Linked DNA regions of Homo sapiens: regions 1 and 2 are each linked to region 3. Evidence: chromatin contacts called from ENCODE Hi-C or POLR2A ChIA-PET data. All regions are on one chromosome and are shown on one strand. The core of a region is the stretch at or near the end of the contact, and the rest is flanking DNA. Distances in the headings are between cores, read along the strand shown.

Region 1 (3,687 bases), core at 811-3,310, 1.1 Mb after region 3:
ATGACTGATATCTTGGTTTATTCACAGACAGTACTGGAACCCAGGACCAGGAAAAAAACTAAAGGGTGGCTGAGGACACATCACCCCACAAAAATTCCAAGAAAAACCTTGATGCCAAAACATTCTCATAAAATCTCTATGCCTAGGGAAGATAAAAGGAAAAGAGACAAAGATTTTTTTACAATACAGTGTCAGAAGATTATTCCTTGCTTTCTTCTTATGGAAAATATTTATAAACAGAAAACAAATCTTTTTAAATGTGCCATCCAATGCTTTGTCAAAAAATGTTTAATTAAAATACAGTATCAAAAATGTACACTAAAGGACAAATAGTTAATAGTGTGAATTAGGGAGTAGTGGGAGTTGGCATTTGGGATTGTCAGGAGGAAATGGAAATTTTGTATTTTACTGCAAGCCAGAGTTAGGCTGGAGGAATGGGGGGCGTGGGAGTAGATTTGAGACCCTGCTTAGGACACCTGTGAAAAATGCAGGGGAAGATCAGTTTTGTGTAGGGAGTGAAAATAGTTAAGTGGTAGGCAATTCGACTGAGGTGGCTGTAGTCCCTGAATTCCTACTTTTAAAAGATCTAACTCAAGCCGGGAGCCGTGGCTCACGCCTGTAATCCCAGCACTTTGGGAGGCCGAGATGGGCGGATCACCCGAGGTCGGGAGTTCAAGACAAGCCTGACCAACACGGAGAAACCCCGTCTCTACTAAAAATACAAAATTAGCCGGGCGTGGTGGTGCCTGCCTATAATCCCAGCTACTCAGGAGGCTGAGGCAGGAGAATTACTTGAACACGGAGGCGGAAGGTGCAGTGAGCCGAGATCGCGCCACTGCAGTCCAGATTGGGCAAGAAGAGGGAAACTCCATCTCAAAAAAAAAAAAAAAAAAACAAAAAACTAACTCAAATGCTTTTTTTTTTGTAAATTACTACACTGGGGAAAACAAATACAGGGTTAACTATTAACTGGAATTAAGCTCTGATTACATAACCAGGAAATTTTGTAAGCTGAAGATGGAAATTAAGAAACTACGTAACCCTACCTAACCAATAACTGAATTTGCGTTTTTGTACCATGCGCAAAGTCTTTCCTTCAAGCTCCTCCAAAGGACCACAAACTACATCCCACAGCTGGGTGCTTTACAATTTTAGAACCACTCTTTAATTAAATTCTTTAATATTTTGCAGTGACTCCCCTTTTTTTTTTTTTTTTTTGTTTGAGATAGTCTCATTGTGTCAACCAGCCTGGAGTGCAATGGCACAATCTTGGTCTCCTGGGTTTAAGCGATTCTCGTGCCTCAGCCTCCCACATAGCTGGGATTACAGATGCCTGCCACCACATCCGGCTAATTTTTGTATTTTTAGCAGAGAGGGGGTTTCACCATGTTGGCCAGGCTGTTCTCGAATGCCGGACCTCAGTGATCTGCCCGCCTCCCAGCAAACTGCTGGGATTACAGGCATAAGCCACCGCGCCCGGCCACTCCCATAGATTTTTAATAGGAGAGAATGGGAACTGGGAACCCCACGGACCAAAGCTCTTCCCGCTCATGAACCCGCATCCCGAGTCACTATTCTCACCTGACGCCCCTCCCATGGTTCTTGCACAATCTGGGAGAGACTGCGGAATTGCGCGTGCAGAGCTCCCCAGACAGGGCTACACGTCAGGCACAGTCACTGCGGAGGGAAGACAGGACGCCCGGGGCCCGGCTGTCAGCACAGTCGCCATCTTATGGCTGAAGGGGACTGAAGCCGAGCTGGGCAAGGAGAATTCCGGGCGCAGATTGTGGAGCTGACTGCCGGGAGACCTAAGTCCGCCACGGCCACTTCTCACGGTTCCGACCAGCCCCTCCCCCTCTCTGGGGATGTCAGACTCGGCACTCTCACCATTTCTAGGCTTCCAGGGGGTCCTGGAGTCTTAGCTGTGTATCTCCCAATATCTGCGGGTCACAGGGCCACACAGGCTGGGCCTCTAAGAACAAAGGACACAGAAATGAAGACGAGACCTGGAGCTCTGGCTGCAGCAAGAGCCAAACGCCCCGCCATATTCCGGAAACCGTCCTGTCGCTCCAGCTGCGTGCCTGATTGGATAATGTTTAAGACCCGCCCTCTCAGGCCCTGAGTGACAGAGGGTGATCAGTTGCTGGGCAGAATGAAGCGTGACAGCCTAGCTGCAGCCTTTTCAGGCAGGCTTTCCTCCGAGCTGAGCCAGGCCCACCCTAGAGGGTGTTTGCATTGAACCTTGTGTGTAAGGTCATATGCATTTATAAATATACTATATGGCTAGTCACAAATGAAAAGAATATAATAACAATTACTTTTAAATTTTAGCTTTTATCACCTTCCTAGCTTCTGGTCCTTTGAGCAGGCAGCCTGAGATTTTAAAAAGGAGGCAGTCCTCTGAAATAAAATGTGAGCCACATGTGAATTTTTAATTTTCCAGTAGCCAAACTTTAAAAAGAAACATGAAACACGTGGAATTGATTGTAATAATGTAACTAACCCAATATGTTTAAAGTATTATAATTTTAATATGTGAGCAATGTGAAAGGAAAATATCTTGGGCCCCCAAAATTACTAAGGAAAACTCAAGCTGGGAACTAAAGGCCAATCAGAAACTCAAAAGAATTTGAGTCCACCTATCTGTGACCTGGAAGCTCCCTCCAGCTTCGTGTCTTCCTGCCTTTGCTTCAAGTTGTCCCACCTTTTCAGACTGAACCAATGTACTTCTTACATATATTGATTGATGTCTCATGTCTCCCTAAAATGTATAAAACCAATATGTTCCCTGACCACCTTGGGCAGGTGTCCTCAAGACTTCCTGAAACTATGTCATAGGCGTGTTCTCAACCTTGGCAAAATAAACTTTCTAAATTAACTGATGTCTCAGATTTTCTGGGGTCACAGCAATATGTAATTATTAAGGCACTATATATATTTTTGGAACTAAATCTTCGAAACCAACTCTGTATTTTACTTTTCTAGCAAATTGCAGTTCAGACCAGGCACATTCCAGGCACCCAGGAGCCACACATGGCCAACAGCCACCACGTTGAAGTGCAGCTCTGATGTCAGGTGGGTGGAGGCCCTGAACATCCCTTTTCTGCCAGAGGTGAGGAGACAGCCTCTCTCTACTAACATCTATCTTCGGTTCTGAGGGTGCGATAGATAGTGGCCATAGCAAGGGCAGAGGGCAGCACAAATAAAATAACCACAGGTAGACCACTCTTTGCCACCTGTTGTCCACCTTTCATCCAGAGATCAGACAGTGAACAAAAAATTCTGGGGCCACAGGAGACAGGAGAAGAAAACTCTATGTCTTTGGGTCTGTCCACAGTCTTAACCTCTAACTTTAAGATATGAAGAAGGCCGGGCGCGGTGGCTCACGCCTGTAATCCCAGCACTTTGGGAGGCCGAGGTGGGCGGATCACGAGGTCGGAAGATCGAGACCATCCTGGCTAACACGGTGAAACCCTGTCTCTACTTAAAAAATAGAAAAAATTAGCCGGGCGTGGTGGCGAGCGCCTGTAGTCCCAGCTACTCTGGAGGCTGAGGCAGGAGAATGGCTTGAACCCGGGAGGCAGAGCTTGCAGCGAGCCGAGATCGCGCCACTGCACTCCAGCCTGGGGGACAGAGCGAGACTCCGTCTCGGAAAAAAAAAAAAAAAAAAAAAAAAAAAGATATGAA
Region 2 (4,200 bases), core at 1,222-3,721, 1.3 Mb before region 3:
ATATATTATTAATTTTTGAAACTCACCTTTTATGGCCTTTGTAAATATTTCCTTACCTTTCAAGCTCTACTAATAAAATGCAATACACAGTTAAAAAACTGAGGTCAGCTGAGCACAGTGGCTCATGCCTGTAATCACAGCACTTTGGGAGGCCAAAGAAGGTGAGTCACTTGAGGCCAGAAGTTTGACACCAGCCTGGCTAGCATGGTGAAACTCCATTTCTACTAAGAATACAAAAACTAGGTGGGTGTGGTGGTGCACACCTGTAATCCCACCTACTTGGGAGACTGAAGCATGACAATCACCTGAAGTCAGGATTTGGAGGTTGCAGTGAGCAGAGATGGCACCACTTTACTCCAGCCTGGGTGACAGAGGGAAACTCTGTCTTAAAAAGATACATAAATAAACTTTAGGTCAAAGCAAATGAACAAATCCTTTCAAGGTACAGATATGTTTTACTCATGTGTCAAGTCAGGCCATTCAATTAGTTGATTGTCTAAAACTGAAGTGTGACTGAAGATACGTCACCCTATGAAGTTTCCAAAAAAAAAAAAATCTTGACCCAAAAACATTCTAAGATATCTGTGACTAGGTAAAATAAAAGAAAAAAACACAGATATTTTACAATAGTGTCAGATTATTCTTTGCTTTATTCTCGTAGGAAATATTTAGAAAAAAAATCATTGTAAATGTGCCATCAAATGCTTTGTCAAAAAATAATTAATTCACCAGGCACGGTAGCTCACATGTGTAATCCCAGCTCTTTGGGAGGCCGAGGCAGGAGGATGACTTGAAACCAGAAGTTCAAGACCAGCCTGGCCAACATAGTGAAACCCCGTCTCTACTAAAACTACAAAAATTAGCCAGGCGTGGTGCCAGGCATCTGTAATTCCAGCTACTTGGGAGACAGAAATGAGAACCGTTTGAGCCCAGGAGGCGGAGGCTGCAGTGAGCCTAAGTCATGCCACTGCACTCCAGCCACTGCACTGCAACAGAGCAAGGCTCTGTCTCAAATACTTTTAAAAAAAAAAAAAGATTCATTAAAATAGGTATCAATATGTACACTAAAGGACAAATAGTTGATAAAGTCAATTAGAGAGGAGAAACTGGCATTTGGCAACGTCAGACAAAACTGGAAATTTAGTATTTTACTGCAAGCCAGTCAGGCTGGAGGAATAAGGGATGAGGGGCAGACTTGAGGCCCTGCTTGGGACACTTGTGAAAAATTCAGGGAAAAAATCAGTCCCCTGTGGAGTGTGAAAACCATTAAGTGGCAGGAAATTAGATTGAGGTGGCTCTAGTCCCTGGATTTCTACTTCTAAAAAAAAAGTCTAAACTCAAGAGCATTTTTTTGTAAATTACTACATTGGCAGAAACAAAATTCAGGCTTAACGCTTAACCAACTATAAACTGCCAATTAAGCTCTGATTACATAACCATGATATTTCCACCTTGATTGTAAAAATTAAGAACTAGGACGGGGGCAGTGGCTCACGCCTGTAATCCCAGAACTTTGGAAGGCCGAGGTGGGTGGATCACCTGAGGTCAGGAGATCGAGACCTGCCTGACCAACACGGTGAAACCCCCGTCTCCGCTAAAAATAAAAAAAATTGCCAAATGTGGTGGCAGGCGCCTGTAGTCCCAACTACTAGGGAGGCTGAGGCAGAAAAATCGCTTGAACCCGGGAGGTGGAGGTTGCAGTGAGCCGAGATCACGAAACTGCACTTCAGCCTGGGCAACAGAGACTCTGCCTCAAAAAAAAAAGAAAATGAAAACAAAACAACAACAACAAAATAACAACAAAATCTACATAACCGTACCTAGCCAATTACGGAATTTGGTTTTATGATGAAACTTATAAAAACCTTTCCTTCCATGGAATACAAATTAGAAACCACAGCAAGGTGCTCTAAAATTTTTGAATCACACTTTAAATTATTTAATGTTTTTGCAGTGAGGCCCATAAATTTTTAATAGGAAAAAATGGCCTGAAAACCCCACGGACCAAAGCTCTTCCCATTCATGAGCCCGCACCCGGAGTCAGGATTCTGCCCTGACGTTCCTCCCATGGTCCCTGCACAATCTGGGAGAGACGCGGGGCTACTGGTGCAGAGCTGCCCAAAGAGGGCTCCAGGCCAGGGCACAGTCACTGCGCAGTGAAGAGACAGAACGCCCGGGAGCCCGGCTGTCAGCGCAGCCGCCATCTTAAGGCTGAAGGGACTGAGGCCGAGCTGGGCAACAACTCGGGCGCAGATTGTAAAACTGACAGCGAGGAGGCCTGAGTCCCGCCACTGCCGCTTCCCACCGGTTCCAGCCAGCCCCGTTCCCTCTCTTGGGATGTCGCACCCGGCACTCTCACCATTTCTAGGCTTCCAGGGGGCAGGTCACAGGGCCACAGAGGCTGCGCCCCTAAAAGCAGAAGACACAGAGTAGTGAGGACGAGACCTGGAGCTCCGGCCGCAGATAGAGACAAAGGCCCCGCCAAATCCCGGAAGCCGCCCTGTTCGCTCCAGCTGCGTGCCTGATTGGACAGTTCCCAGGACAGCGTCTCTGATTGGATAACGTTTAAGAACCCCGCTTTCTAAGGCCCTGAGTGACAGAAGATGTCATCAGACGTTGGGCTGAATGAAGAAAGATTGACAGCCTAAGCCTCAGCCTTTTCAGGCGGGGCTTCCTCCCGGAGCTGAACGAGGCCCATCTCAGAACACGGAAAAATTTTCTCTCTTCTTTGCTGTCTTTTTTTCAACGTATTAAATATGTGAATAATTTTTTTTTTAGACAAAGTTTCGCTCTTGTTGTCCAGGCTGGAGTGCAATGGCGCGATCTCGGCTCACTGCAACCTTCGCCTTCCGGGATCAAGCGATTCTCCTGCCTCAGCCTCCATAGTAGCTGGGACTACAGGTGCACACAGCCACACCGGGCTAATTTTTGTTTTTTGGTTTTTTTTAGTAGAGATGGGGTTTCGCCACGTTAGCCAGGCTGGTTTCGAACTTCTGACCTCAGGAGATCCACCCGCCTCGACCTCCCAAAATGCTAGGATTACAGTCGTGAGCCACCATGCCTGGCCGACTCGATATTATCTTTAAAGCAAAATTAGGAATACCTTTATTCCCCAGATGTTGGAATATCTGGACACTCCTCCGTCTGGTTCTGCTTAGTAAACATTATTAATTCATTTCCTTAACCATAAATATCTAGAGGCTAGGAATGCCTAACTTACTGAGAATGCAGCCCAGCGAGTCTCAGCGTCATTTTCCTAGCTCTCTCTCAAAACGGAGTCGCTCTGGTTCAAATGATTCTGACATATTTTTCGCCTTCCTTTACAAGAGGACCCTTAATCCTAAGAGTTGCAGAGAGACAAAGATTCGTCTTCTGTAACTTTTTCAGGCTGATTAGGGGCGATAATATTCCTGCCTAACCATTGGTCTCTTGCATTCAGGGTAGAGAGAAATTCAGTCAGACAGTGTTGGTATGGTGAAGGTCGTTCATAACTTCTAGTTCCAAAAGAAGGTGATGTCTAGAAGATTAATAAGCGTCCAATTTAAGAAAGCATTTAGTGAGCTTGTCTTGCATTCCTACACAAAGAGTACAACCACAATATATTCCACAACAGCAAAGCAAAATTAGTAAAATTATTCCACGTAAACTAAACAGGAAAGCCTTTCAAGAAGTGGGCAGTTGTTAGAACCAAACTGATATATGGTTCACTGATAGCACATAAATGGCAGAGATGTGAGTGCATAAAACTTTTATGCCCTGGGTTATGTTATGTAAATAGTCTGGAGCACACACAAAACATTTGGTTTTGATCAAAGCATAGGTTTCCTTTTGAGTCTCTGTTTAAATGTCTACATACACAACAGTTTGTTCGATTATGTAGACAGGATGAAGTCTGTGCCCACTCAGTAAATAAGTTACTCTCTGCATGATTTCAACTAATTCCCAAAAGTAGAAAGCCAATCTATATCTTTATGTTACCCATCCCTTTCATTTCTTCTGAACAGGAGTCAAAGGTCACTGGCTCATGGGAATAAACAGGATCAGTTTCTTCTGTTCTGCCGTCCTGTAGGACTTCATAAGAGACAGGTTTAATTCGAGTTAAGTGGACCCAGCTATTTATTCCCAGAATTTTAACTGCAGTTGGGGTACTAAAGAGAACTTGATAGGGTCCCTTCCACTTTGGGGAAAGTTGACCTGCTG
Region 3 (4,196 bases), core at 1,325-3,824:
CTTTGGGAGGCCGAGGCAGGCAGATCACTTGAGGTCAGGAGTTCAAGACCAGCCTGGCCAACATGGTGAAACCCCGTCTCTACTAAAAATACAAAAATTAGCTGGGCGTGGTGGCGCATGCCTGTAATCCCAGCTACTTGGGAGGCTGAGGCAGGAGAATTGCTTGAACCGGGAGGCAGAGGTTGCAGTGAGCCAAGATCGTGCCATTGCCCTCCAGCCTGGGCAATAGGAGCAAAACTCCATCTCAAAAAAAAAATAATAAAATAAAAATAAATAAATAAAATATGGTAGATAAATATCACGGAATACTGTGTGGCCGTTAAAACACACATACACACACGCACACACACAAACACACACACACACACACACACACACACACAGAAGATCATGTCCTTTGAAGCAACATAGAGCAACATAGATGAAGCTGGAGACCACTATTCTTAGAAAACTAACGTAGCAGCAGAAAACCAAATGCATGTTGTTTCTAAGTAATAGCTGAGGCTGGGCGCGGTGGCTCATGCCTGTAATCCCAACACTTTGGGCCGAGGCGGGCAGATCACCTGAGGTTGGGAGTTCAAGACCAGCCTGACCAACATGGAGAAACCCCATCTCTACTAAAAATACAAAATTAGCTGGAAGTGGTGGCGCATGCCTGTAATCCCAGCTACTTGGGAGGGTGAGGCAGGAGAATCACTAGAACCTGGGAGGCGGAGGTTGCCGTGAGCCGAGATCGCGCCATTGCACTCCAGCCTGGGCAACAAGAGCGAAACTCCATCTCAAAAAAAAAAAAATATTTAAGTAAGAGCTGAATAATAAGAACACGTAAACACAAAGAGGGAACAACAGACAGTGAGGCCTAGTTGAGGTTGGAGAATGGGAGGACAAAGAGGATCAGAAAAAGTACCTGTTTGGTGCTATGCTTAGTACCTCAGTGACAAAATAATCTGCACACCAAACCCCCATGACACAATTTTAGCTGTATAACAAACCTGCATGTGTACCCCTGAACCAAAAATAAAAGTTAAAAGAGATTCATCTTTTCCCCAGGGTATCCACTTGAGAGGCTACACTCCATATCTCAGGTTGTCCTACGAAAGAAAATGACTTTAGGAGCTGATATTCACTAGATACTCTAGCAGACATCGCCATAGCGGTTATCTTGGTTTATTCAGAGACAGTACTGAAAGCCAGGACCAAGAATAAACGACAGGGTTGCTAAGCACAAATCACCCCATAACGTTTGCAAAATAAAAACATCTTGACACTAAAACATTCTCATAAGATCTTTATGCCTAGGGAAGACAAAAGAAAAAGAGGCACAGAGATTTTTTACAATTCACTATCGGGATATTCCTTGCTTTCTTCTCATGGGAAATATTTACAAACAGAAAACATATCTTTTTAAATATGCCATCTAATGCTTTGTCAAAAAATGATTAATTAAAATACAGTATGAAAAATGTACACTAAAGGACAAATAATAATGTAAATTAGGGAAAAGAAGTTGGCATTTGAGATTTTCAGAAGGAACTGAAAATTCAGTATTTTACTGCAAGCCAGAGTTAAGCTGGAGAAATGGGGTGTGGGGGGTTGACTTGAGAACCTGCTTGGGACCTATGTGAAAAATGCCAGGGAAAATCAGCCCCATGTGGCGGCAAATAGACTGAGGTGGCTCTAATCTTTGGATTCCTAATTTTAAAAAATCAAACTCAAATGCATTTTTTTTTTTTTAGAAATTACTACATTGGGGGAAACAAAATTCAGGCTTAACTAACGATAAACTGCCAAGTAAGCTCTGATTACACAACCAGGAAATTTGTAGGCTCAAGGTGAAAATTAAGAAACTACGTAAATATACCTAACCGATTATTGAATTTGGGTATTTTCATCTGCATCTTTCCTTCAAGATCCTCCCATGGACCGACCACAAACTACAACCCACAGCTGGGTGCTCTATAACTTTTGAACCACTCCTTGCTTAAATTTTTAAGTATTTTCGCGATAACTCCCATAAATTTTTAATAGAAGAAAAGAGGAACTAGGAACCCCATAAACCAAACCAAAGCTCTTCCCATTCGTGAACCCGCACCCCGAGTCAGGATTCTCCCCTGACCACCCTCCCGTGGTCCCTGCACAATCTGGGAGAGACACGACGCTGCGGGTGCAGAGCTGCCCAGAGAGGGCTCCAGGCCAGGGCACCGTCACTGCGCAGGGAAGAGACAGGACGCCCGGGGGTCCGGCTGCCAGCGCAGCCGCCAATCTGATGGCTGAAGGGGACTGAGGCTGGGCTGGGCAAGGCGAACTTGGGGCGCAGATTGTGGAGCCGACTGCGGGGAGGCCTGAGTCCCGCCACAGCCTCTTGCCACCGGTTCCAACCAGCCCCTTCCCCTCTCTCGGGATGTCGGACCCGGCACTCTCACCGTTTCTAGGCTTCCAGGGGGTCCTAGCGTCTTAGCTGTGGATCTCCCAATACCTGCAGGTCACAGGGCCACAGAGGATGGGCCTCTAGGACCAGAGGACGCAGAACAGCGAACACTAGACCATACTCCGACTGCAGCGAGAGACAAAGACCCCGCCACATCCCGGAAGCCGCCCTTTCCGCTCCAGCTGCGTGCCTGATTGGACAGTTCCCAGGCCAGCGTCGCTGAATGGATAACGTTTAAGACCCCCCCCCCCCCCGCCCTCAGGCCCTGAGTGACAGAAGATGTAACCAAACGCTGGGCCGAATGAGGACAGAGTGACAGCCGAAGGTGCAGCCTTTTCAGGCAGGGCTTCCTGCCTGAGCTGAGCCAAGCACACCGCAGAAGGTGTTTGCCTTTAACGTTGTGTGTAAGGTCTCATATATTTGTAAATAATATACTATATGGCTGCTCACACATGAAAAGAATAGAATAATTATTTTTAAATTTAGGCTTTTTTGTGTGTGAGACAGAGTCTCACTCTGTCGCCCAGGCTGGAGCGCAGTGGCGCGATCTCAGCTCGCTGCGACCTCCGCCCCCGGGTTCAAGCGATTCTCCTGCCCCAGCCTCCCGAGTAGCTGGGATTACAGGCGCCTGCCACCGCGCCCGGCTAATTTTTTTGTATTTTTAGTAGAAGCGGGGTTTCGCCATCTTGCCCAGGCTGGTCTTGAACTCCTGACCTCAGGTGATCCATCCTCCTTAGCTTCCTAAAGTGCTGGGATTACAGGCGTGAGCCACCGACCCCAGCCGGAAGACATTTCATTCTGCTGCAATTTAGCAAAATATTTGAGTACATCTTGAAGTTGTCTTTTGATTTTTTTTTTTTTTTAAGACATGGTCTCACTTTGTTTCCCACGCTGAAATGCAGTGGTGTGATCTCGGCTCACTGCAACCTCAGCCTCCTGGCTTCAAGAGATTCTGGTGTCTCAGCCTCTCCAGTAGCTGAGAATACAGGCGTGCACCACCATGCCCAGCTGATTTTTCAATTTTTAGTAGAGATGGGGTTTTGCCATGTTTGCCAGGCTGGTCTCAAACTCCTAACCTCAGGTGATCCACTCGCCTCGGCCTCCCAAAGTGCTGAGATTATAGGTGTGAGCCACCCTGCCTGGCCTGCATTTTGATTTTTACAATGGCAGAGCTGCTGTTGAAGATTTCAAAGTCAGAAGCAGCCATGGGGCAAAGCTCCAGAAGCACACCTGGAAATCACACACAGTGAATACATCCCTCACCCTGAACCAATTGTTTTCACCCGAGTCTGCATGTAAAAATCACTTCGGAGGTCTTTTAAAATCCCCCAAACACAAGTTGCCACATACCAATTAAATCAGAATTCCTGCAATGGAACCTGGGCAATAGTGTAAATATCTCTAGGTGATGACAGAGCGCAGCCAAGGTCAAATGCCAGTGCTGTAAACCAGTACTTTTAGGTGACTAGTTGCAAATTTTTTCTCAAATGAATGAAAAAATGTTTGCCGCTAAGTCATGGCTTTGTCTTACCAATATTACCAAATTATTGTTCTATGCACAACCAACGTCGCTATTGGTTTTGTTCCTGAACCAACCCAGTTGTATATATACTGAGTGCACACAAGGCCCTGACATTGGCCAATGTAGGTGCCCTGACATTGGTGATCGTTACTGTGAGGGAAAAATTTTCTAGAATAAAGGTTGCATTCCCCTAAAATTAAAAACATGCCATGTACCGAATTGGGGCTAAAATAAAAAGACGTATGG

Evidence for each region. Hi-C counts contacts between places; a loop is a spot of excess contacts on that map. ChIA-PET counts read pairs that join two places held with the same protein, here RNA polymerase II (POLR2A). Pooled maps may share reads with other maps.
Region 1: a loop to region 3 is called in a pooled map, with 12 times the contacts of the local background. The contact joins the promoter of ZNF429 here to the promoter of ZNF492 in region 3. A Hi-C loop is called at or near these places in 1 of 168 maps with a recorded cell type or tissue (ascending aorta), 1 of 37 single-sample maps with no recorded cell type and 7 of 50 pooled maps.
Region 2: a loop to region 3 is called in a map of CD4-positive, alpha-beta T cell, with 9 times the contacts of the local background. The contact joins the promoter of ZNF726 here to the promoter of ZNF492 in region 3. A Hi-C loop is called at or near these places in 2 of 168 maps with a recorded cell type or tissue (CD4-positive, alpha-beta T cell and naive thymus-derived CD4-positive, alpha-beta T cell) and 4 of 50 pooled maps. POLR2A ChIA-PET finds 5 or more read pairs at or near these places in 1 of 52 experiments (activated naive CD8-positive, alpha-beta T cell).

The regions. Positions count from the first base shown.
Region 1 is chr19:21,503,975-21,507,661 of GRCh38, reverse strand. It overlaps ZNF429 (zinc finger protein 429), which reads right to left and starts at 2,060. Exons shown (of 4, transcript NM_001001415.4): 1 at 1,888-2,060. The coding sequence starts at 1,890. RefSeq lists enhancers at 1,075-1,676, 1,372-1,731, 1,742-2,061, 1,677-2,279.
Region 2 is chr19:23,913,157-23,917,356 of GRCh38, reverse strand. ZNF726 (zinc finger protein 726) reads right to left here and starts at 2,471. Exons shown (of 4, transcript NM_001244038.2): 1 at 2,360-2,471. The coding sequence starts at 2,362.
Region 3 is chr19:22,632,702-22,636,897 of GRCh38, reverse strand. ZNF492 (zinc finger protein 492) reads right to left here and starts at 2,574. Exons shown (of 4, transcript NM_020855.3): 1 at 2,424-2,574.